Regions from separate parts of the Homo sapiens genome. Here regions 1 and 2 are each linked to region 3. A link is a loop called in an ENCODE intact Hi-C map of the cell type or tissue named here. Cell type or tissue: IMR-90. All regions are shown on one strand.

Region 1 (8,000 bases), 520 kb before region 3:
CACTTTTTCTATTCTTCTGGGCAATTTAAACAAATGAGGCTGATTCTCTTGGTGACACTGCTCTTATGGGTGAGGTCCACACAAACCATAGAACATGAAGGGCCCATTTGGACAGCTATAGGCTTGGGTGAGATTTTGGATCTCCATCCCACCACTGTGATGTTAATGTCTCCCCACAAAGGAAAGGCAGCAGCCACCGTCTCCAGGTCTAGGGATACCTGTGGCATATCCAGCATTTGGACAGATTGTTCCCACTGGAAGTTTACTATTGCCTTGGCCTCCCAGAGACCACTGGCCATGGGAACTAAAAGGGCTAAATAGCATAAAGGAAAGAGAGTTCATTTTTACTTATCTGGACCTTTTCTTCTGAAAACCAATTTGAGGTCCATGAGAGCTTCACAAGTATATTGGAGGGAGGGTAACCTGGGGGCTTCTTGACTTTCTTCACTCTTGAATCATGATGGACCCAACAGGTTACTCCCTGGAGTTTAAGGGGAGAATGAGTGCTTAGAAGCTTTAGGTAGGTCCCTGTCCATACAGGGTAAAGCTGGTCCTGGTGGGGCTTGGTCTTGTATATCTTAAGGTATACCCTGTCTCCTGGGTTGTATGGGTGAAGGTTTACCCCAGGGGGGACTGGGAGGCTGTGATTGCCATAATGATTTATAGAGGGTACTGCTGACTCTAGATAAGTGATATGCTTTATTGTCCTTTCTATCTCTGTATCTGGGCAAAAAAGGGGGCTTGCCTTGCCTGGATAAGGCCTTCCATATAATATTTCAAAGGGGCTAAACCCCATTTTACCTCCGAGTACTGCCCATATGTGGGCCAGGGCTATGGTAAATATCTTTAACCAATTCTCTTGGGCCTCCTGGCATAAATTGCCTAGGATACCCTTGAGAGTTCTATTGGCTTTTGCAGTTTTCCCTGAAGACTGTGGTCCCAGGCTGCATGGAACTTCCGCTGTATGCCCAAGGCATGGGAAGTTTTTGTCACTATGTTAAAAACAAATGCAAGTGCATTATCAGTCTGGACTGAACAGGGAAACTGAATCAAGGGATAATTTCATTTAATCAAGCCTTTATGACTTCTCCTGCCTTCATAGTCCAGCATGGAAAAACCTCTGTCCAACAGATAAAGATATCTATAAGTACCAGGAAGTGTTTAAATCCTCCAGGAGCCATAGGCATAACAATGAACTCAATTGGCCAGTCTTCCCCTGGCATGGTTCCACTGAATTGTACCATCTTGGCCAAAGTGGATATGGGAGGTCTGGTTTGAGCATGTTTTTCTGAAAAAAGACACACTGGTCAGCCACTTTATAATTTTCTTTACCCTTGAAGTCCTTATTATCCTAAAGAGCCAGGTGTGCATAGCCTCCTTGCTATAGTGTGAGGAAATATGGGTATGCTTTACAATAGCTCAACTTAGATTTTTGGGCACCCATATCTTACCTCTTTAAATTTGAGCCCACCCCACTGAGAGGGAACTCTGTTATCCCTCTTGCTTGGTTTCCTATAATTCCCCAGGGGAGCACCTTGGCTTATATTCATAAAAAGGTACCAAAGGAAGCAAGAACATTTGGCAGACTTCCCCTCCCCACCAGCACAGCCCTTTTGGCCGTGGTATCTGCCAGGTTGTTCTCCTGTATTATTTCATAGACCCTCCTGGTCACCTTGGCAAAGGACTACAGCAATCATTCTGGGCATTTCCACGGCCCAAAGCAGTGCCAATATTTCTGTTCCATATTGGATTTCCTTGTTTTTGGCATTTAGAAGAAGTCCCTTTTCCTTCCAGGTTGCTCCACAGGCATGGAGAACAGAGAACACATAGCTCACGTATCTGTAAAGTGTCAATGCCTCGGTCTTTCCTAACATTAAGGCTCAGGTTAATGCTATTATCTCAGCCTTTTTGGTGGAGGTTCCTATGGGGAGGCTGTAGTCTTTGATGGTTTCCCATGGGGAGACAACCACGTAACCTGCCTTTCTTTTGCCTCTTTCCATGAAGCCACTGCCATCTACAAACATACATTTTCCAAATTTGGAAGAGGTTCACTCTACAAATCGTTTCTTCCAGAGTATAGTTCTTCTATGGTGGTAGAGCAGTAATGGATTTGGGAATCCTGGATAATGGGCATTGGGATGGCACAGATAAGGATTGGCATGTACACATGCAGTTGTTGGAGGTGTCTACCAACAAGGCCTGATATATTGCAGCATTCTGCAGCTTGTTAACCAATAACTCTCTTAGACTCCAGTACACTTGTCATGTGGTGGGGGATCTGAATAGTCAATTCTTGATTCTGTAATCTTCTCAGCTTCCTGGATAAGCATACAAATGGCAGCCACTGCCCCATGCAAGGGGAGACAACCTCTTGCCACACTATCACATTATTTAGTAAGTTGTGCAGCACCCTTTTCATGGGTCCTAGCATCTGGGTCAGCATTCCAAGAGCTATTCTCTGTCGTTCATGGATGTAGATGTCAAAAGGCTCAGTTATGTTGGGGAGCTGTAGGGCCAGAGTCTCCAGTAACAGCTTTTGAAGCTTCTGGAAAGCCTGATCAAATTTCCCATCCCATTCAAAAAGGTGGGTGTGGCCAGGCGCAGTGGCTCACGTCTGTAATCCCAGCACTTTGGGAGGCTGAGGTGGGCAGGTTGCCTGAGACCAGGAGTTTGAGACCAGCTTGGGCAATGCAGTGTAACCGTCTCTACTAAAATTACAAAAATTAACCAGGCATGGTGGCACATGCCTGCAATCCCAGTTACTTGGAGGCTGAGGCAGGAGAATCTCTTGAACCCAGGAGATAGAGGTTGCAGTGAGATTATGCCACTGTACTCCAGCCTGGGTGACAGAGCGAGACTGTCTCAAAAAAAAAAAAAAAAAAAAAAAAAGAGGTAGTTGTTGGCCCTTGTCATAAAGTAGCTTTGCTGTAAGCCAAAAATTTGGGGTCCAGATGTGACAGAATTCCACTGTACCCAAGAATCCATGCAATTCTATATGGTTCCTAGGAAGGACCAGGTGGTAAACAGCATTTTCTGGTCATAGGGAAGTTTGCACTGGCCCTGAGGGATAACATACTCTAAATACTGGACAGTCTCCTTTGAAATCTGGACTTTTCTTCTGACACTTTACAGTCCCTTTCTGCTAGAAAGTTCAGGACTGGATGGATAGTTTTACCAGAATCTTCTTTAATGGGGCTGGCTATGAGGATATCATCCACATATTGCAAGACGATGCCCCACTATGTCTTCAAGTCTCATAGAGCTCAGCTTAGGGCCCCCCAAAATGTTTGGGGAGTTCCTGAAGTCTGGAGAAGTACCATCCAGCATTACTTCTCTGAAACATTTTAGGATCCTCTCATTCAAAGGCAAATAATTCCTGAGAGTCATGGCTTAGAGGCACATAAAAGAAGGCATCTTTCAGAGCTAGCACACTAAAGTATTTGCTGTCCCCTGAGAGACTGGCTAGCAATATATAAGTGTTAGGCTCTATGGGGTAAATGTCCTGAGCAGCACTGTTAACCATCTCTCTTTTTTCTGGGTTCTTAACAGTGGGGTATTACATGGGAAGTGACCAGGCCTGATAAGCCCTTGGAGTAAGAGACTCTCTAACACAGGCTGTATTCCCTGCAGTGCTTCAGGTTTTAGAGGATATTTTCCTACTCTTGGTGTCGGGCTGTTTGGTTTTAACTGTATCCTTATAAGTTCTACTGTGACAGTCCTTATTTGGCCCTGTGACCATACTTCAGGGTTGACTTGTGCTAGAATATCACCTAGGGTTTCTCCTGGAGGATCAAGATCTTCATGAAGAAGGGCCAGGAAGGCAGCTCTTTGAGCTCTTGGCACCTCTACTTCTAACTGGACTTGGTTGAGGCAGACAATGGCTTCAAGTTTTGTCAGTATGTCCTTCCCTAGGGGATGAGCCACTGAGGGGCATACAGGGAAGAGGGGTCAGGGTCTTTGAATCACAGTCAGAGCCTCCAGAAACTGCTCACTGTCTCCCTTTCCTGACATCCCCTTAATATTACACACTCTGAGTACCCTTTCTGCTAGCCAGTGTAGAGAATGTGGCTCACGTATTGAGCAGAATCTCAAATCGGCTGTCCCCCTACTTCTAAGGAGATAGAGATCTTATATTGAGGAGCCAGTTGGGGAGGTCCTGGGTCCTGCCAGTCTTCTTTTGTTGTTGAGAGCTTGTCCCTAGCCTTCTCTCTTTGGAGACAGCTGGGTCCTTCTCCCAGTGTCCCACTAATTTGAAATAGGCACACTGATCAGGTCCTAGTTTCTTGGTGGCCCAAGACTGATCCCACGTTATGGCCTGGGATCAGTCACCCAAGCTGGCTCCCTTCTTCCTTCTGGGTTGTCTGGAATGGACTGAGGTGCAACTACCAGAAAGCTGCTTCTTTCTTCGTCTTCTTTTCTGCCTTCTCCAACCACATCTCTGTTATTGAAACCTTGAAGGTCATCTCTACTAACTGGGGAGGGGATAATGTCAGGGCCTATGGCCAATTTCTGAATCTTTCTGTGGGTATCTGGAGCAATCTGAGATATAAACAGGTGCTAAGGACCACCTGACTTCCCTGTGCCTCAGGGTCCCAGGAGATATAGTCCTGCAGGCACTCTCCCAGCCATTCTAGAAATGCTGAGGGGTTCTAGGTCCCTGATGAACATCCCTAAGCTTACTCCAATTAACAGGAGGTTCGCTAACTTCTTTCATTCCTTTCAATAATATGTTCAGGTCATTTTCCAAGTTCTCCCTCCCTATTCTGGTACTGGGGTCCCAATGTGGTTCTCCATTCGGAACCAATTGCTCTTCTGGTCACTAGATGGGGCTATTGGGCTGGTTATTAGGCTGCCTGCCAGCTTTTGCCCCAGCCTCAGCTAAAACTGTGGATATTTCCTCAGTAGTTAAAAAGGTGGTCACCAAGGTCTGAGCATCAGCCCAGGTCAGGTTGTGAGTGGAAAAGATGCCTCCTATAAGGGAAATAAATTCCTCAGGTTAGCCTGAAAGCCTTTCATACGTATTTCACAATTACAGTTCTCAGAGGTGGTAAAAGGCACATGTACTTGGATTAAATGCACATCCCCATCCAAAACCTGCCTGAGGGGAAACATCCCACCTCCCAGTTTGTAAAAGCTCCCACTCCGGGATTGTGCTATCTGGAAGAGGAGCCCCTGACACATTAGTTGGGGAGGCCCCTGATATTTTAGTTGGAGTTTATCTGCCAAGTCAGGTGGTTACGTGGGAGGAGACATCCCCGATAATCTGTTGGAATGACAACCTCCTTCTCTCTGTTCTCTTCTTTCCTGGCTTTCATGGGGTGGAGGGAGGTTTTCTCATCCACAGGGCTCTCTAGGATTGGTAGCAGCTTCTCCAGTGGCTTAGCTGGAGATCCAGGTGGTCCAACCTTGAGAGTACAAAGTCCGCACTTTATCTATAGGTCCCTGTTCTGGTAAAGGGCCATAAAACATTGGACACAGGGTATCTCATCCCATTTCTCTTGCCTCTTATGGAAAATATCCAGCTGAAGAATGCTATGGTAATTAAGTGACCTGTCCCTCTGCCATTGTTCCTGGCTACCTAGGACACATTGTGGCCAGGCTGTGTTACAAAAGAAAATCATCTTCTTTTTAGTTATTGGAGAATACCCAAAAATCTTCTAGTGTTGGATAATGCACCCTAAAAGGCTTTATCTGAATACCCCAAAATCTTCTAGTGTTTAGAGGATAAACCCTAATGGGCTTTGCTCTGATACGGAGGTCAGGTTCCCCATACCCTAAAGTTCTTATTTAGGGTTCGATTCTAGCTTCTCAAAGTTTACATAGCAGGTTAACAGTTATACAGATGTGCAATGACTGATTTTTCCTCTCAAAATGTAACAGGCCCCTCTAACACACATAATAAAAGTAAGTCAATGTGTGAGGGTGACCTGGCAGATCCCAAGCACAGCCCCGTGTGCTTCCTGCAAAATCCCACCATGCTGCCCAGTGACCCTCCTGGGCATCAGGCATAGTAGCTTCCCCTTCTTTTAAAAGCTGATACCTGAAGAGAACATACCCAGGTGAATCAGGAATGTATCAGTGTGAGCCCCTTCTCCTAAGCTGAAGTTTTCCCAGTCTAGCTGTCAAAGTCGAGGGCTTCCAGCCTCCACAGGTCCCTTTCTACTTTGGAAGATGCATCCCCTCTGATGACCTTAAACCTATCTCTGGAAAAATTGATCTCACAGTTCATTTCACTGTTGGCTAGCCAGGTCTAGATTGCTGTTTACTGTGATGGGAGTTTCTTTCAATCCCCCAGGGCACAAACCAGAAAAAGAAAGAAAGTCAAACAGAGGTACACTGCCCTTACTCTAGAGATCCCGTTGCTAGATCCAAAGAATTCACTCTTTTAGTCAGCCCATGGTGTAAAGTCCACTTACTGCCCTGAAGGATCACAGAACAAAAAGGTTCAGGCAGCCACTTGTACTCTTTTGGGGTAGGCCCAAGTGACAGCCTGGTGGGCTTGTCACCATGTGAAAGATCCTCCTGTATCATACCCACCCCTTTCAGGCAATGTGAGCGAGTTAGCCTGGGTGAGCTGCCGCTACCCACTGCTTCACCTATTGGGAGGCTTTGAGGAGTTAGGATCAGAACCAGGGTCTTGAGCCCATCTGAGTCACCAGGATTGTTACTCACACAATAGGTGGGCTTTATCACTTGAGGGTTGACAGTCCAATGACCAAGGTGGATTTAGCTAGGGGATTTTATTACTTGCAACAAGTAAAGAGAACACTGAGGATAGTTCCCAAGGCAGTGGCTCCAAAACATCATTGAAAACAGCTTTTATTGAGTTGTTTAGCTGAGTCATTTTATGTAGAGAGGGAGTAAAGACAGTGCAGTCTCAGTCGCTGATCATGCAGAAGCATGTATAGAAAATGACAAATAAGCTCCTCCTGGGGTGGGGATTTTAGTATGGTAATGAGGGGAGTTCAGCAAAATTCACCTCCAACTCAGGCATCTCTGGATCCAAACAGTTTTTGTTTTTCTGGGGCAGAGCTTCTTCCCGGAACTTTTTTGAAATAAGAGCTCAAGGTACAATAGTTATAAGTGGGTCCCTTTTCACAGTGCATACCCAAAAATCTGGAGACCCTGGGTTACAAACCCCTGGTACTTGGGAGGATGTGTCCAGTAAAAGCAACACCAACAGAATAATAAATCACTCTGATCCAAATGATGCATCCACAGATTGCTGTGGAATTCAGCCACTCACATGTTCCTTTATCCTAAATTTTTCAGTAAGAGCCTAGTCAATATATGTTTGTGTACTATTTGAAATTTAATAAATTAGGGCAGATTATGGTTGAAAGTTTGAAACCTCTTCCTGTTTCCTCTCTCATTGGCAACCGGCCCATTATACATGTGCAAATTCGGAGGCAAAGACATATCAATTCTTTCCATGACCTGAAGTAAAAAGACCAATTGACACATCCAGGAGGATTGGTTATGTTATAGAAAGAATAAAAAAGTATACATTTGTTCATGTAATCTCTTTATAAAGTCATTAGAATGAAATATTAAAATGAAAATACTTATTACTAAAAATAAGTTTATCTACCTATCTATGCATAGATATATATGTCAGCTGAATGATAACTTGAGGCTTTGAATTATTGGGTTGCTGCAAAAGTAATTTCAGTTTTCACCATTAAAAGTAATTACTTTTAATGTACTTTGCATATTTGGGAGGCATAAATTTGCCTCTAAATTTGCACATTTATAATGGGCTGATGTCCATGAGAGGGGAAACAGGAAGATGTTTCAAACTTTCAGCCATAATCTGCCCTAATTTATTAAATTTTCAATACTACACAAACATATATTGACTAGGCTTTTACTGAAAAATTTAGGAGAAAGGAACATCTGAGTGGCTGAATTAAAAATAATTACTTTTAATGGCAAAAGCTGCAATTGCTTTTGCACCAACCTAATATTACTGCAATTTAAACAAACCTTGGAAGATGCTC
Region 2 (8,000 bases), 850 kb after region 3:
AACAGGCATCTCTGGAAGCCTAGACTGAAGGTTTAGTTCTGTAGTTCTCCATAAGGCTCAATGAAGCCCTCGACCAACTGGGGACATTTGATAATGTCTGGAGACATACTGGTCATCACAACTGAGCAGGGGTGAGGCACCACTGACGTCCAAAGGGTAGAGGCTAGGGCTTCTGCTCCCATTGTACAATGTGCAGGAAAGTTTCAACAACCAAGAACTAACCTACCCAAAATATCAACAGTGTGGAAGTTAAGAAACTGTTCTAGAAGGATATTTTGATTTTGGTCATTCAATTCAGCATCTTAGCACCTGCGACTTCTGGCTCTAAGCAGGCTTTTACAGAAAGTGACTTTGTAAAGGCTTTTGTTCTAACATCTCTTCTGATACTGTCTTTTTCAAAGCCAAACATTACAGAATAAGTTAGCTTAGTTTTCTATTTTTGATTTTCATTTTGTTTTGTTTTATATCTCATTGGCTCACAACTGTAGTCATTGCTATGGAGCTAAAATCCAAATAAACCAATGCTTTGCCTAATTCAGCTTTTTGTTGTTGACAGAAAATTTACTTGTTGCATTTAAGGAATTGCAACTCGGCCTGGGTGGGTTTTGAACATGTTTCTCTGTGTATTTGTGTGCGTGCGTGCCAGTATCTTCTGCTTGCCGATTTGGATCTGCCTCCACCCTTTGCTACCTCCCTCTCTGCCCTGGTGTGCTGATTTGCATCAATTGCATTCAGGTTTTCTTGGAATTTCACCAATGGGGATGCCAAAATGAAGTCTGTAAGGAGAAAGAGGAGTAAGGTTAATGCATTTCTTCCCCAACTCCTTCTGTGTAAAGTAAACCTTCTTGAATCACATTACTTTTGAGTATCTCATCTCTTTCCTGATAGAGGTCAGAGTAATTCAGATTTTGAGTATCTGTGTGTCTGTGTGTATATAGTGCATAGCTTTTCCTTTATATTATGCCCATCTAAATGTTCTAACATAACCACAAGAAGTAGTCCCAGAGAGAAAAAAATAAAAATAAAAATACAAACAACAGTTCAAACACGATAGAGCAAGAAAGATAACAGTGCATGTAATCAGTTATATAACTCTTGTAATGCAAGTCTCAATTATCTTTGTTCTGTTAACATGTAAGCATTGGCAATATTTTTTCAAGTTAGAAAACTAAAGTTAAACACAAACTATGAATATCCGCTTGTGGTAAAATTCAGCACTGCTATATCATATTGCCCTTTTGTCCTATCATATACTTGACATATGTCTCTTCCAGTCCTTTCACAGCCTGCATCTGGAATAGAAGTAGCCTTCTAAATCATGACCCAATCTTCAACATTTCCATACTATCATATTCAGCAGTAAGTTGCTATTCTAAAATATCTAGTGGATTATTTATCTTCCCTGATAAAAATATTGTATTTCACATTTTCCTACTGAGTACTGCCTAATCTCCTCAATTTGGTCAGCAAGGTTTTGTGTAATCTGACCTCAAACTTCCCGTCTTTGTCTGACACATACATGTGTCTTTATGAGTATAATCTACCCACATTAGACATGACAAACACAGTTTATAGCACCTTGAGAAATATCCACTGAACATTCAATTCTTTTTTTTTTTTTGAGAGGGAGTCTTGCTCTGTTGCCCAGGCTGGGGTGCAGTGGCGTGATCTTGGTTCACTGCAATATCTGCCTCCTAGGTTCAAGCAATTCTCCTGGCTCAGCCTCCCGAGTAGCTGAGACTATAGGCGCATGTCACCATGCCCTGTTAAATTTTTGTATTTTTAGTAGAGACAGGGTTTCCTCATGTTAGCCAGGCTGGTCTCGATCTGCTGACCTCGTGATCCACCCGCCTCGGCCTCCCAAAGTCCTGGGGTTACAGATGTGAGCCATCGTGCCCAGCCACATTCAATTCTTGATAACCATAGTTATCTGTTAACGGTTCTTTCAAGTAAAAATGTTGTGAATTTTTCGCAAGGAAATGCGGCTAGTCCAACTGGATGTGTTTCCATCATAGCCGGATTTGTAATATAAGTGTTTTATACATACTTTCTGTTTTAATACACAAGTGTATATAAAAGAGTCAAGAATTAATAAGATTAATATTTTTACTACTTCTTAAGCAAAGCATAAGTGAAGTATACCATGACTATTAATATAATCTGGTGCTATTATCTTGACTAAAGCTGAAGCACCATCAGTTTCCCCATTATTATTTTTATATCATCAGTGGAAATATAAGCATGGAGAAAAAGGCAATAATATCTTAATATTACCAAGGAAACTTTTTTTAACTAAGAGACCCCCCGTACAAGATTCTCAGGGGTCGATTGACCAAATTTTTTAAACCCTGCTATAAAACCTAAATAGATATTTGATCCTTCAAGCTGCTTCCTACTGTCTTCGAAATCATGGGTGGTTTCTAACAAAACTTAAGAAGTTACTAGTTGAGGAAAATAAAAGTAGAACCATAATCCTTATGTTCTGGTCTTCCACCTTGTTTGCCCAAGGTTTTCATTGTATGTCTTCAATTCCATGTGTGCATGTGGAAGTGGAACCAAGACGTTGCTGCTCTCTGGAGCTTTAAGTTTTCCATCTGTGTTTGCACAGTGTTTTACATGGCATATGGGAGTTTCTGTCACACTGATTACAGCTATTCATTTGCATGTCTTTCTCCTTTGGTAGAAAGCGAGCTCCTGAAAGGTAGGAAGGTTGTTTGATTCATACTTTCACTCCAATACCTAGAGTTGGCACACAGTAGACGTACAAAAATAAATAAGCAAACAAAAAATGAATTTAAAAGTTCTGGAGCATTGGAGTTTACAGCTGTGACTGTGTTCTCATTGTAATTACTATAGAATGAAATAATAATGGTAGAAATCTTCTGTTGAGGACTTACTATATTTCAAGCATGGTCCTAGGTCTTTGCGTGGATCTCACTTAATTGCTACATGAATTCTTTGCATTCATAGATTGTTATTCCCAACTGCTCCCCATCTGCATTTTGTAGAAACAAAAGTTGAGAATTAAAAGGTGAAGTGATTTTTTTTTAATCCTGCAATCACCAAATATTGGAGTCAGTATTCAGTTATATGGTATCTTAATGTCACAGACTTCACATATGAGAAGAAAAGCATTCTGGGTGTTTGTGTGTTGTTAGATGAAATAAACATGCATGTTGATCTGACAGCATCAGGTGACTTTATTCCATGCTGGCAGGGGACTGCTAAACATTAGACAGCTGTAAGTTGATTTTCATGATTTTTCTATGGCTCTGACTTGTGTTCTTGTGATTTTTATTGAAATGTATATGTGTGTGTGTGTGTGTATATATATATACACATACATATATATGTGTGTGTGTGGGCTAGCAAGGAATTCTGTGCCAGTCTACTAGAAGATCACTGGTTCTCTTTGGCCTTAAGAGAAATATTATTCCCAAACTATTATAACTTGGGGTTACTAAATACATGTCTGATAGAAAATCTGCCCACATATATATCTGTGTGTGTGTGTACATATATATATACACATACAGATATATATATATAGCTGTATGAAACCACCTTTATCCTGATCCTTTGAGCCTCTTTCTGAAAAGCATGTCTAAACTTGTGTCATGTAGCCTGTCTTGTAATATTTTGTTCGAGGATCTTACAGAGTAACAGTCAGTGACCAGGGCTGAGGAAGAGAGAAAAAAAAAAAAAAAAAAGCCTGAAGAGTAGCATCTCGGCTCATTAATGGGAAATACAACCTGAATGAACTTTTCCTGCTCAGGAACTATGATGTTCTTATTCTCCACATACAATACGTTATCTTCTAGTAGTAGACTTCCCCAAGGTAAACTCATCAGAGAAACAAATAAGTCAGGATTCTTTTAACTTTCTTTTAACTGTAATGGGAATTATTCCTTCTTAATAACCATAAAATCTGAGGCCCTGGTGCAGGCCATACCTTATCATCAGGGAGATACTTAAGTGGGCAGATATTCTGTCAGACAAGTGTTTAATAACCCCAAGTTATAATAGTTTGGGAATAATATTTCTCTTCAGGTCAAAGAGAACCAGTGATCTTCTAGTAGACTGGCACAGAATTCCTTGCTAGCCTACAGAATGCTGAGAGTTATTTGCTTGTTTGTATATTTATTAGTTTTGCTTCTTTGTTTTGTTTTTCCAAAAACTATATTCTCCTTACTAGAGTATTGGATTCCGTGACAAAGTTTATTCTTTCTACACTACTGTCCTAGGATGACCACTCCCTCTATGTTCCACTCACCCTTCTCAGCTGCAGCAATGCCGTGGGGATATTGTATGTTGTTGAGAACATATCTTACTAGCTTTCAAACTATGCAATGGCTTTTTGACCATGGCCCACAGTACAATATACATTGTACCTCATGACCCATTTAAAACAAACTTTCACAAAGAAACTTTTTCTCTTACTAAAAGTAATGGGTACTGGCATTCTCATCTGTATTCTTTCTATGGGTCCATTGAATTGATTTTGTGATTCATGAATAAGTCTTGGCCCTCAATTTGAGACAATGATCATATTCTAGGGTTGTGGCTCTCACAGTGTGGGAATTTTTATTAATAATCGAATATTCCTGAACTTAAAAAGAAACATATTTACTGTAATAAAACCAAGAATTCACTGGTTCTAAAACTTTGTTATGCATCAGAATCACCTGGAAGGCTTAAAACCCGGATTACTGGACTCTACCTCCAGAGATTTGATTCAGTATATCTGCTGAGCAACTCAATAATTTTTACTTTAAACAAGTTTTCGGGTAATGCCAATGCTGCTGGTTCTGGGGATACCCTTTGGGAACCACCGGTCTAAATGGAAAAGCTTGGATTTCCTCCCACTAAGAGTTAATTTTATTAGATCCTTTCTGAGAGTTCTAAGGATGCCCCCTTGTGGAAATCTAAGGGGAAAGTTTGCAAGACAACGCTCCCAAAATACCACTGAGAGATAAAGGCAGTAGATTTAACACTCAAATTTGAGACATTCCCTCCACTTCCCTTAGGACAAAGAACAATGATGGTTGGGTAGCAGGAAAACATGATGGTTAAAAGGCCAGATCTTAAAGACAGATGAACCTGTGTTCAAAGCTACCACTTTTGCGTGTAATGCTGGGCCTGTTGCTGAACTTCTCTAATTTAAAGCTTCATCATCTGTAAAGCAATATAATAATAGTACTTTATGCATCATATAAAATTTTAGTGAAAATTAAGTACATTATACATGAAGACCGAAACATTTGACTTCTAATTTAGGATGTGAATAGCAGTCTTCTATTTAACATTCTGAAGTGCAACACTTGAAACCACTCAAACTCACACCCACGTTCTTAGCCTTTTCACCTAATGCATCTTTCCCTAGATTATCCAAAGATAAGTGCTTATTCATGAAAAAGAACCAATATTGACTCAGGACTCAAATATGCCCCTTTACTATGCAGGTTTCTGAAACTTCTCCTGCCACCTGAATTTGTTTTTTATGTTTTTTTTTTGTTTTTTTTTTTTGTTGTTGTTTTTTAATGTTCCCATTGCTTTTAATGTTTTTTTTTGTTTTTTTTATTTTTTATTTTTTATTTTTTTTTATTTTATTTAAGTTTTAGGGTACATGTGCACATTGTGCAGGTTAGTTACATATGTATACATGTGCCATGCTGGTGCGCTGCACCCACTAACTCGTCATCTAGCATTAGGTATATCTCCCAAAGCTATCCCTCCCCCCTCCCCCACCCCACCACAGTCCCCAGAGTGTGATATTCCCCTTCCCGTGTCCATGTGATCTCATTGTTCAATTCCCACCTATGAGTGAGAATATGCAGTGTTTGGTTTTTTGTTCTTGCTATAGTTTACTGAGAATGATGATTTCCAATTTCATCCATGTCCCTACAAAGGACATGAACTCATCATTTTTTATGGCTGCATAGTATTCCATGGTGTATATGTGCCACATTTTCTTAATCCAGTCTATCATTGTTGGACATTTGGGTTGGTTCCAAGTCTTTGCTATTGTGAATAATGCCGCAATAAACATACGTGTGCATGTGTCTTTATAGCAGCATGATTTATAGTCCTTTGGGTATATACCCAGTAATGGGATGGCTGGGTCAAATGGTATTTCTAGTTCTAGATCCCTGAGGAATCGCCACACTGACTTCCACAATGGTTGAACTAGTTTACGGTCCCACCAACAGTGTAAAAGTGTTCCTATTTCTCCACATCCTCTCCAGCACCTGTTGTTTCCTGACTTTTTAATGATTGCCATTCTAACTGGTGTGAGATGGTATCTCACAGTGGTTTTGATTTGCATTTCTCTGATGGCCAGTGATGATGAGCATTTTTTCATGTGTTTTTTGGCTGCATAAATGTCTCCTTTTGAGAAGTGTCTGTTCATGTCCTTCGCCCACTTTTTGATGGGGTTGTTTGTTTTTTTCTTGTAAATTTGTTTGAGTTCATTGTAGATTCTGGAAGCATTCCCTTTGAAAACTGGCACAAGACAGGGATGCCCTCTCTCACCAGTCCTATTCAACATAGTGTTGGAAGTTCTGGCCATGACAATTAGGCAGGAGAAGGAAATAAAGGGTATTCAATTAGGAAAAGAGGAAGTCAAATTGTCCCTGTTTGCAGACGACATGATTGTATATCTAGAAAACCCCATTGTCTCAGCCCAAAATCTCCTTAAGCTGATAAGCAACTTCAGCAAAGTCTCAGGATACAAAATCAATGTACAAAAATCACAAGCATTCTTATACACCAACAACAGACAAACAGAGAGCCAAATCATGAGTGAACTCCCATTCACAATCGCTTCAAAGAGAATAAAATACCTAGAAATCCAACTTACAAGGGATGGGAAGGACCTCTTCAAGGAGAACTACAAACCACTGCTCAAGGAAATAAAAGAGGATACAAACAAATGGAAGAACATTCCATGCTCATGGGTAGGAAGAATCAATATCGTGAAAATGGCCATACTGCCCAAGGTAATTTACAGATTCAATGCCATCCCCATAAAGCTACCAATGACTTTCTTCACAGAATTGGAAAAAACTACTTTAAAGTTCATATGGAACCAAAAAAGAGCCCACATCGCCAAGTCAATCCTAAGCCAAAAGAACAAAGCTGGAGGCATCACACTACCTGACTTCAAACTATACTACAAGGCTACAGTAACCAAAACAGCATGGTACTGGTACCAAAACAGAGATATAGATCAATGGAACAGGACAGAGCCCTCAGAAATAACGCCGCATATCTACAACTATCTGATCTTTGACAAACCTGAGAAAAACAAGCAATGGCGAAAGGATTCCCTATTTAATAAATGGTGCTGGGAAAACTGGCTAGCCATATGTAGAAAGCTGAAACTGGATCCCTTCCTTACACCTTATACAAAAATCAATTCAAGATGGGTTAAAGATTTAAACGTTAGACCTAAAACCATAAAAACCCTAGAAGAAAACCTAGGCATTACCATTCAGGACATAGGCATGGGCAAGGACTTCATGTCCAAAACACCAAAAGCAATGGCAACAAAAGCCAAAATTGACAAATGGGATCTAATTAAACTAAAGAGCTTCTGCACAGCAAAAGAAACTACCATCAGAGTGAACAGGCAACCTACAAAATGGGAGAAAATTTTCGCAACCTACTCATCTGACAAAGGGCTGAATTTGTTTTTTCCAGAATAAGCCACTATGCTACATAGACCCTGACTAGTGACGGAGGCAAAGGTTGCATGAAACAGCTGCCACCACGATATTCCAAGGGATTCTATTCTACTGCTGCAGAAATGTCTGAAGTATGTAGTTAGAACTAAGTCCCGTGTCTTGGGATCTGCTGCTTTCATAAATGCAGGTGCCTGCCCCAGGCTGTACGGGTCATTGAGATTTGAGATTAAAACCACTTTCCTCTCAGTGCTGTGTTCCGTCACAGCTATATATCAGCAAGATGGGCCTATGTCCACAGCGTGCAACTCTTTAAAT
Region 3 (8,000 bases):
ATTTCTGGGTTATCTATTCTACTTCTTTGATTTATGTATCTATTCTTATAACAATATCATGCAGTTTTGGCTACTATAGTTCTGTAGTATAATTTGAAGTCAGGTAACATGATGTCTCTAGCTTTGTACTTTTTGCTTGTAATTGCATTGGCTATTCAGGCTCTTTTTTGATTCCATATGAATTTCAGAATTGGATTTTCTAATTCTTTGAAAAATGACATTGGTAATTTGTTACACATTTCATTGAATCTGTAGATTGCTTTGGGCAGTATGGTCATTTTAATTATATCAATTCTTCCAATCCATGAGCATCAGACGTTTTTCCATTTGTGTCACTTACAATTCCTTTCATTAGTGTCTTCTATTTCTCCTGGCAGAGGTATTTTACTTCCTTGGTTAAAAGTACTCTTAGGTATTTCATTTTTTATAGACATTATAAATGATATTGAATTCTGGGTTTGGTTCTCAGCTAGATTGTTATTGGTACACAGAAATGTTACTGATTTCTTGTACCTTGATTTTGTACGCTGAAACTTTACATCAAGTCTAGGCATCTTTTTGTAGGAGTATTTAGTGTTTTCTAGGTATTGCATCATATTATCGGCAAACAGATAATTTGACTTCCTCTTTTCCAATGTGGAAGCTTTTTATTTATTTTTCTTGCCTTATTGCTCTATTTAGGACTTCCAGTTCTAAATTGAGTAGGGGTAATAAAAATGGTCATCTTTGTTTTGTTCCAGGACTTACGGGGAATCCTTTAATCCTTTGGCACTTAGCGGTCCCAAACACCTGGCTGCCAAACAGTAGTGGTCCATGGCCGATTAGGAACCCAGCCACACAGCAGGAGATGAGCAGTGGGCAAGCAAGCATTACCTCCTGAGCTCAGCCTCTTGTCAGATCAGTATTGGCATTAGATTCTCATAGGAGCGTGAATCCTGTTGTAAATTGCACATGAGAGGGATCTAGTTTGTGCACTCCTTATGAGAATCTAACTACTGCCTGATGATCTGAGCTGGAACAGTTTTATCCCAAAACCATTCCCCACTCTCTGCACAGTCGGTAGAAAAATTGTCTTTCATGAAATCTGTCCCCAGTTCCAAAAAGGTTGGGAGTTGCTGCTTTAAACTATTCCTCACTGAAAATGATGTTGGCTAAGGGTTTGTCATATATGGCTTTTCTTATTTTGAGTTATGATCTTTGGATGGTTGTTTATTGAGGGTTTTTATTAGGAAGGAATGTTGTATGTTATCAAATGCTTTTTCCACATCTATTGAGATGATTATAATGTTTTTACTTTTAATTCTGTTTACCTGGTGAATCACATTTATTGATTCTCATGTGTTGAAACATCCCTGCACCCCAGGAATAAAACCCACTTAATCATAGTGCATTATCTTTGTGATGTGATGCTGCATTCAGTTTGCTAGTATTTTGTTGAGGGTTTTTGCATCTCTGTTCATCAAAAATACTGTCCTGTAGTTTTCTTCTTTTTGTTGTTGTATCCTTACCTGGCTTTGGAATCAGAGTAATACTCCTTCTTAGAATGAGCTAGAGAGGATTCCTTCCTCCTTGATCTTTTTTGGAAAAGTTTCAGTGATAATGATATAGTTCTTTGCATGTCTGGAAGCATTCAGCTATAAGTCCATTTGGTCCTGGGATTTTTAGTGTCAGGAAATGTTTTATTACTGATTCAGTTTCATTACTTGCTATTGGTCTGTTCAAGATTTCTACTTCTTCCTTGTTAAATTTTGGGAGGTTGTATGTTTTCAAGAATTTATCCATTCTTCTAGGTTTCCTAGTTCGTGTAGGTAAATATGCTCGTAGTGGTATATAATAATCTTTTGTATTTCTGTGGTATTAGTCATAATGTCACTCTTATTCTTTCTGCTTGTGCTTATTTGAATCTCTTTTTTTTCTTGGTTAATCTAGCTAGTAGTCTGTCATTTTTATCTTTTCAAAAAACCATCTTTTTATTTTATTGATTCTTAGTATTGTTTTTGGTCCCAGTTTCATTTAGTTCAGCTTTGATCTTTGTTATAATTTTTCTTCTGCTAGCTTTGGGTTTTGTTTGTTTTTCTTTTTCTAGTTCCTTAAAGTGCAAAGTAAGGTTAATTTGAGATTTTTCTATGTTTTTAAAATATATCTTCCTCTTAGCACTGCCTTTGCTGTTTCCCAGAGATTTTGGTATGCCATGTGTTTATTTTCATTTATTTTAACAATTTTTAATTTCTACCTTGATTTCACTGTTTATTTAAAGATTATTCAGGGTAAGTTATTTAATTTCTGTGTATTTATATAGTTTTGAGAGTTAATCTTAGTATTGATTTTTTTTTATTCCGTTGTGTCCTGAGAACATGCCTGATATAATTTTGACTTTTTAAAAATTTATTGAGACTTGCCTTGTGGCCTAATATATGGGAAAATTTTAAGAATGTTTCATGTACAGATGAGAAAAACGTGTATTCTGTAGTTGCAGGGCAGGATGTTCTGTGAATGTCTGTTAGGTCTATTTATTCTGGAATACAACTTAAATCTGGGGTTCTTTTGTTAATTTTCTGCCTCAGTGATCTGTCTAGTGCTGTCAGTGCAGTATTGAAATATCCCACAATTACTGTATCGTCTTATACATCTTTTCTTAGGTCTATTAGTATTTGTTTTATGAATCTGAGTGCTCTGGTGTTGAGTGCATACACATCTAGAATTGTCACAACTTCTTGAATTGATTTCTTCATCATTATGTAATAATCTTTGTCATTTTTTACTGTAATTTTTAATTGACTTACAATCTGTTTTATCTGATATAAGTATACCTGCTTTCTTTTGGGTTTTCTTTGCATGGCTTGTATTTTCAATTTTGTGTTTTCAGTTTTCTCTTGGATCTCATTGAGCTTTCTTATAATCCATATTTTGAATTATTTATCTGTCATTTCAGAATTTTCCTTTTGGTTAGGGTACATTGCTAGAGAGCTAGTGTGCTTTTTAGGGGTGTGGAAATCTGTTTTGTTTTTGTTTTTTTGTATTGATTCCTTCTCATCTGAAGAAGCTGTTACTTCTTATTTTTCAATTTACTCCCATTTGTTTTTCTTTTATTTTATGTTTGAGACAGGGTCTTGCTCTGTCACGCAGGCTGGAGTGCAGTAGCACGATCGTGGCATGACCGTGGCTCACCACAGCCTCGACCTCTTGGGCCCAAGTGACCCTCCCACCTCACCCTCCCAAGTAGCTGGGACCACAGGCATGTGCCACCACCATCATCTAATTTTTGTATTTTTTGTAGAGACAGGGTTTTGTCCTGTTGCCCAGTCTGGTCTTCAACTCCTGGGCTAAAGCAATTTGTCCTCCTCAGCCTCCCAGAGTGCTAGGATTACACATGTAAGCCACCACACCCAGCCAATTTACTCTCATTTGGATGGTAGTTTTTTATTTTCCTCCTTGAAGGTGACTGTAACCTATGTTGTATATGATCATTTAGCTTTGGTTCTGGGTGCTTTCAGCAGGCAAAAGCACTGTATATACTTCCTTGGTTATAGATAGCTTTTCTGTTGAGTGGTGGCTTTCTCAGATGCCGATTATAGTAGTAATGTAGTGGACATATGCTCAGGCGCGCTATCTTCTGTGGCGCTGGGAGTACAGAGGTCTCAGGAAGACTGATTATCTTGTTTCCGAGTTCTATTCCCTTCTGTTGGCAGGTTTTTAAATTTGGTTCTGCAGTTCAATCTTCTTTCCAGTAGATGGCACTTGTGAGTAAGAGCTGGCACACCCTTGGATACCCCAGTGAAGAGTGGAAGCACCTGTCCTGACAGGGGTGCTAGGGAGAGCTCGGGTGAGATGTGCTGAAATCTCTCCTGGGGCGGGGGGGGGCGGTGTGAAGCGAGGCTGGGGGTGCACTAGCTCTTTGCCCTGGGCAGACAGGAAGGTGGCTTGATCCACCATTGCTAAGAAGGGCTGGAGACTGTGAGTCAAATGAAAAGCATGAGAAAGAATGTGTGCATCCTCTAGAGGCAAAGACTGGCTCCCTGGCTGACAACCAGGTAGGAAACAGGAACCTTCCAACAGCAGGGAACTGAATTTGACTAATAGCCTATATGAGGTTAGAAGCAGATTTATCCCCAGAGCTTCCAGAAAGGATTGCAGACTACTGATTCCTTGGTTTTGGCATTGTAAAATTCTGAACTGTGCACCCTTTTAATCTATGCTACATCCAGATTTTGATCTACAGAACTGTGTGATAATAAGTTTTAAGTGTTGTGATAGTGTTGTTTTAAGACACTACATGTGAGGTAATCTGTTATAGTAGCAACTGGCAACTAACCCTCTAGCATCAGAAACCTTACTGATGTTTTCAGAGTACATCTTCCTTTTTCTAGCTTTCTTTGCTTTTCTTAGCTCTCTTTTCTCTGTTTGCAATTATTTCTCTCTTTTCTTTAGATGAGAAACTCATTTTTATGTTTTCCAGCAAATATGTTCTATAACCTCTTTAACGGCAAGACTGGGTGAGTTTTTACGGGTGAGTTTTTACATCTGATGCTTTCCTAGCATGCTAGCAGCATCACTATTACTGCAAATTAGTGCAGTGGTTGAAACAAGGGCTCTAAAGTTAAATGAATTAGAAGTTATTTCCCAGCTCTACCCTTCACTAGTTGTGTAACAAAATGTTAATTCTTAAAATAGACCTTCCCATATTAAATTGAAATTACCTTTTACTGAATTCTATTCTAGACTAAGAATTCTGAGTGCAGGTATCATGATTTTTTTTTTTTTTTTTTTTTTTTTTTTTTTTGAGACAGGGTCTCACTCTGTCACCCAGGCTGGAGTGCAGTGGTGTGATCTCTGCTCACTGCAACCTCTGCCTCCCAGGCTGAAGCCATCCTCTCACCTCAGCCCACAAGTAGTTAGGAGTACAGGCATGAGCCACCATGCCCCAGCTACTTTTTGTATTTTCTGTAGAGACAGGGTTTTACCATGTTGCCCAAGCTGGTCTCTAACTCCTGAGTTCAAGCGATTCACCCGCCTCAGCCTTCCCAAGTGCCACATTACATGCCTGAGCCATGATGGCTTGCCAAGGGATCATGATTTACTCTTGTGTCTTCAGGTTTAGACATACTGCCTGGTACCTAGTAACTACTTAATATCTGTTTACTGTCATGCCTCTGAGCCCAAGCTAAGCCATCATATCCCCTGTGACATGCACCTATACATCCAGATGGCCTGAAGCAACTGAAGATCCACAAAAGAAGTGAAAATAGCGTTAACTGATGACATTCCACAATTGTGATTTGTTTCTGCCCCACCCTAACTGATCAATGTACTTTGTAATCTCCCCCACCCTTAAGAATGTTCTTTGTAATCTCCCCCACTCTTAAGAAGGTTCTTTGTAATTCTCCCCACCCTTGAGAATGTACTTGGTGAAACCCACCCCCTGCCTGCAAAACATTGCTCCTACTTCCACCGCCTATCCCAAAACTTATAAGAACTAATGATAATCCCACCACCCTTTGCTGACTCTCTTTTCGGACTCCGCCCACCTGCACCTAGGTGAAATAAACAGCCTTGTTGCTCACACAAAGCCTGTTTGGTGGTCTCTTCACTCGGACATGCATGACATTTACCAAATGAAGCTTATATGTCAATGTGCTTTACCACTTATAAAGAATATTTATGAATATTATCTTAATTGGGGGTTCCAATAAACTCATTCAGCTTTATATCAAATATCTGTATACGTGTATTTTATAGATGAGGAAACCAAGGCAAGGGGTTAAATGTCCAAGTTAATATACAAGAGAGCAGTTTTCACTCTGAAAGATTCTAGTCCAAAGTCTATGTTACATGTACTCTGTCACAACATATTCTTAGCATGGAAATTCTCCCTTGTATAGTAGACTTCCTCATTAGCTTTAAACATCAGACCTGGATATAAGGCTTGTTGTCATTTGCATCATGGGATTTAAATTATGCACCATATAATTCTACTGGAGACATAAGAGGCATGGTGAATAACCCTACATCAGTGCTTGAGCACACCTTACACCTCCCAAATTAAAGTGGACAACTTGATTGGAATTAAGCACTGTACTCATATGGGTCTTCCTTTGTAAAATGACTGTCCAGAGAATAAAAAGATTATTTGTGAAGAACAATAATTCGTTGACTTTATACTGTCCTATCAAGTATCCTGAGAGTTGCTCACAAGTGAACCAGAATGAATAAAAGTAATTAAAGCAGTTACTGATAAGTATCAGGTCATTTCCTGTTATAAAGTTTGAATATACTCGATGAGCAATGAGGGTGTATTTTTGCCTCTTTCTTGGGAAATACCAAGCAAACGGCAATTGGCTTATTTTATTTCAAATGTTTCTGCTGTGAACAAAGAATACTTTTGACCTGTATTTCCTTTCAACTGTTGTGTATCTTGATCTTATCCATCCTTCGAAACCAATACAGCTTCTTTCTCTATAACCTTCCCTAATTATAATGTGAGCAACTAGGTTGAACTGTGCAAAAATGCTGACAACTGTTTTTGACTTAAAAATAATAATTTGTTTTAATTTAATATACTTGCTGTGAACACACCACCTATTATCTTCTTTACTCTTCTGAGATTCAAGGGATTTGAAAATACTTTAGAAAGCCATTAAGTAATGATACAAAAAGCTCTAAATTAAACTACATACAGAAAGTTACCTACATGTATGTTTGCGTGGATGTTTGTATACACATATATTTATTTATACATAGTCTACACAATCTAGTAAAAAACTATTTTTTTAAAAAGAAGGGAAATAATACTAGTGTTAATTTAATGCTTCTTAAGTAAGTGTTTAACCCTTACTTGTTAGGGGCTTTAGCCACGTTTTTAATTTTAGCTATAATCTTTGAAAGTTATGTATCATTGCATCAACTTTAGAACCAAAACAGATTCAGAAAACTTAAATAGCTAGGTAAAATCCATACAGGTTATAATGAGTAGAGCTAATTTTTAGGTCCAATTCATCTGTACCCAGAACTCTTCCAAGTGTGATCTTCCACACGCTTTTTTTCTTCTCTCTTGTTGCCGATAAACAACATATCTTTGGAAGATGAAAGAAACACTTCAGGGAAGAAACCTAGATTTTTAAAACATGCTGGATAAAGAGTTCCCACTGCTTAGGAATGCATAATCCTGACTTTACATGAATAAAAAGATAAACTTCTATTATATTAAGCTATTGAGATTTAGAGGTCTATCTCTTCCAGCCTCTAGTGTTATCTTAAGTAAAACAACTGCTTTGCATTGTGCTCTAATTGTTTTCAATTTGTGACCTGAGCTAGAGTGTAACATTGTGAGGAAAGAATCCTTATTTTAATGTAGGTTTCCTTGTATTGTCTTGGGGAGAGATGGAGAACCAGTTCAATCTCCTGAGCCAGTGCAAATGGTTTGATAGTGACTCCTCAGAGTACTGGGTGGAAAAGGATTCTGAGGCTGCATCTTTCTGGCCTAGTATATCTGTTACGTAAATCGAGGAAGTAGGACACAGTTACACAAAGATTTATTCCCTTGGTTTCCTGGAGATCCTGACAGGGTGGGGCTTAGGTATTATTAGTTCTGGTAGATTCCATAGATCTTTGCTACTTCTCAGTATGGTAGGCATTGAGAATGGCCCACCAGCGTGAGTTCTTTTGTGTAAATCATACCTAAGGAGTGGGCTTCAGATCTGTGAATAGTGGCAGAGAACTCTAACAGGTTAACACAAATGAGAGATTTCCAGTTTCCTGCAAAATATAAGGAGCTTGGATGTCACCACTCTCATTCTCACAAAAATAAAAAATCTGAACAAATTGAAAGACAACAGTTCTTCTTAGATCAATTAGAGGATTGAGGTCACAAGGTAAACTGCCCCTAAATTTAGAGAGACAGGCAAAAACAGAAAATCTTACTGTATTTGTTCAATTATTCTGTAAATCCAAAACTGCCCTAAAAATAGTCTATTAAATAAATAAATAAATAAGAAAATAAACAT

Evidence for each region. Peaks named below come from ENCODE experiments on the same cell type or tissue, not always from the same donor. Only the 100,000 strongest peaks of a DNase experiment are listed, where the experiment ranks them.
Region 1: it touches region 3 in a loop (2.9-fold over the local background); 6 of 110 quality-filtered maps call a loop at or near these places.
Region 2: a loop joins it to region 3, with 6 times the contacts of the local background. A loop is called at or near these places in 12 of 110 quality-filtered maps.

What each region holds. Positions count from the first base shown.
Region 1 is chr11:23,016,665-23,024,664 of GRCh38, forward strand. All of the region lies in intron 4 of LINC02718 (long intergenic non-protein coding RNA 2718), which reads left to right. The region is part of intron 1 of LOC124902646 (a long non-coding RNA gene); the gene reads left to right. Among named protein-coding and RNA genes, the nearest start is that of CCDC179, 160 kb to the left of the region's middle. In IMR-90, a CTCF peak has its summit at 4,827 (motif pointing right); no DNase peak of the experiment used is centred here; H3K27ac peaks cover 225 bases.
Region 2 is chr11:24,381,834-24,389,833 of GRCh38, forward strand. No RefSeq gene overlaps it. Among named protein-coding and RNA genes, the nearest start is that of LUZP2, 110 kb to the right of the region's middle. In IMR-90, a CTCF peak has its summit at 4,917 (motif pointing left); a DNase peak (open chromatin) is centred at 4,918; H3K27ac peaks cover 156 bases.
Region 3 is chr11:23,536,509-23,544,508 of GRCh38, forward strand. No RefSeq gene overlaps it. Among named protein-coding and RNA genes, the nearest start is that of MIR8054, 120 kb to the left of the region's middle. In IMR-90, a CTCF peak has its summit at 3,727 (motif pointing right); no DNase peak of the experiment used is centred here; H3K27ac peaks cover 809 bases.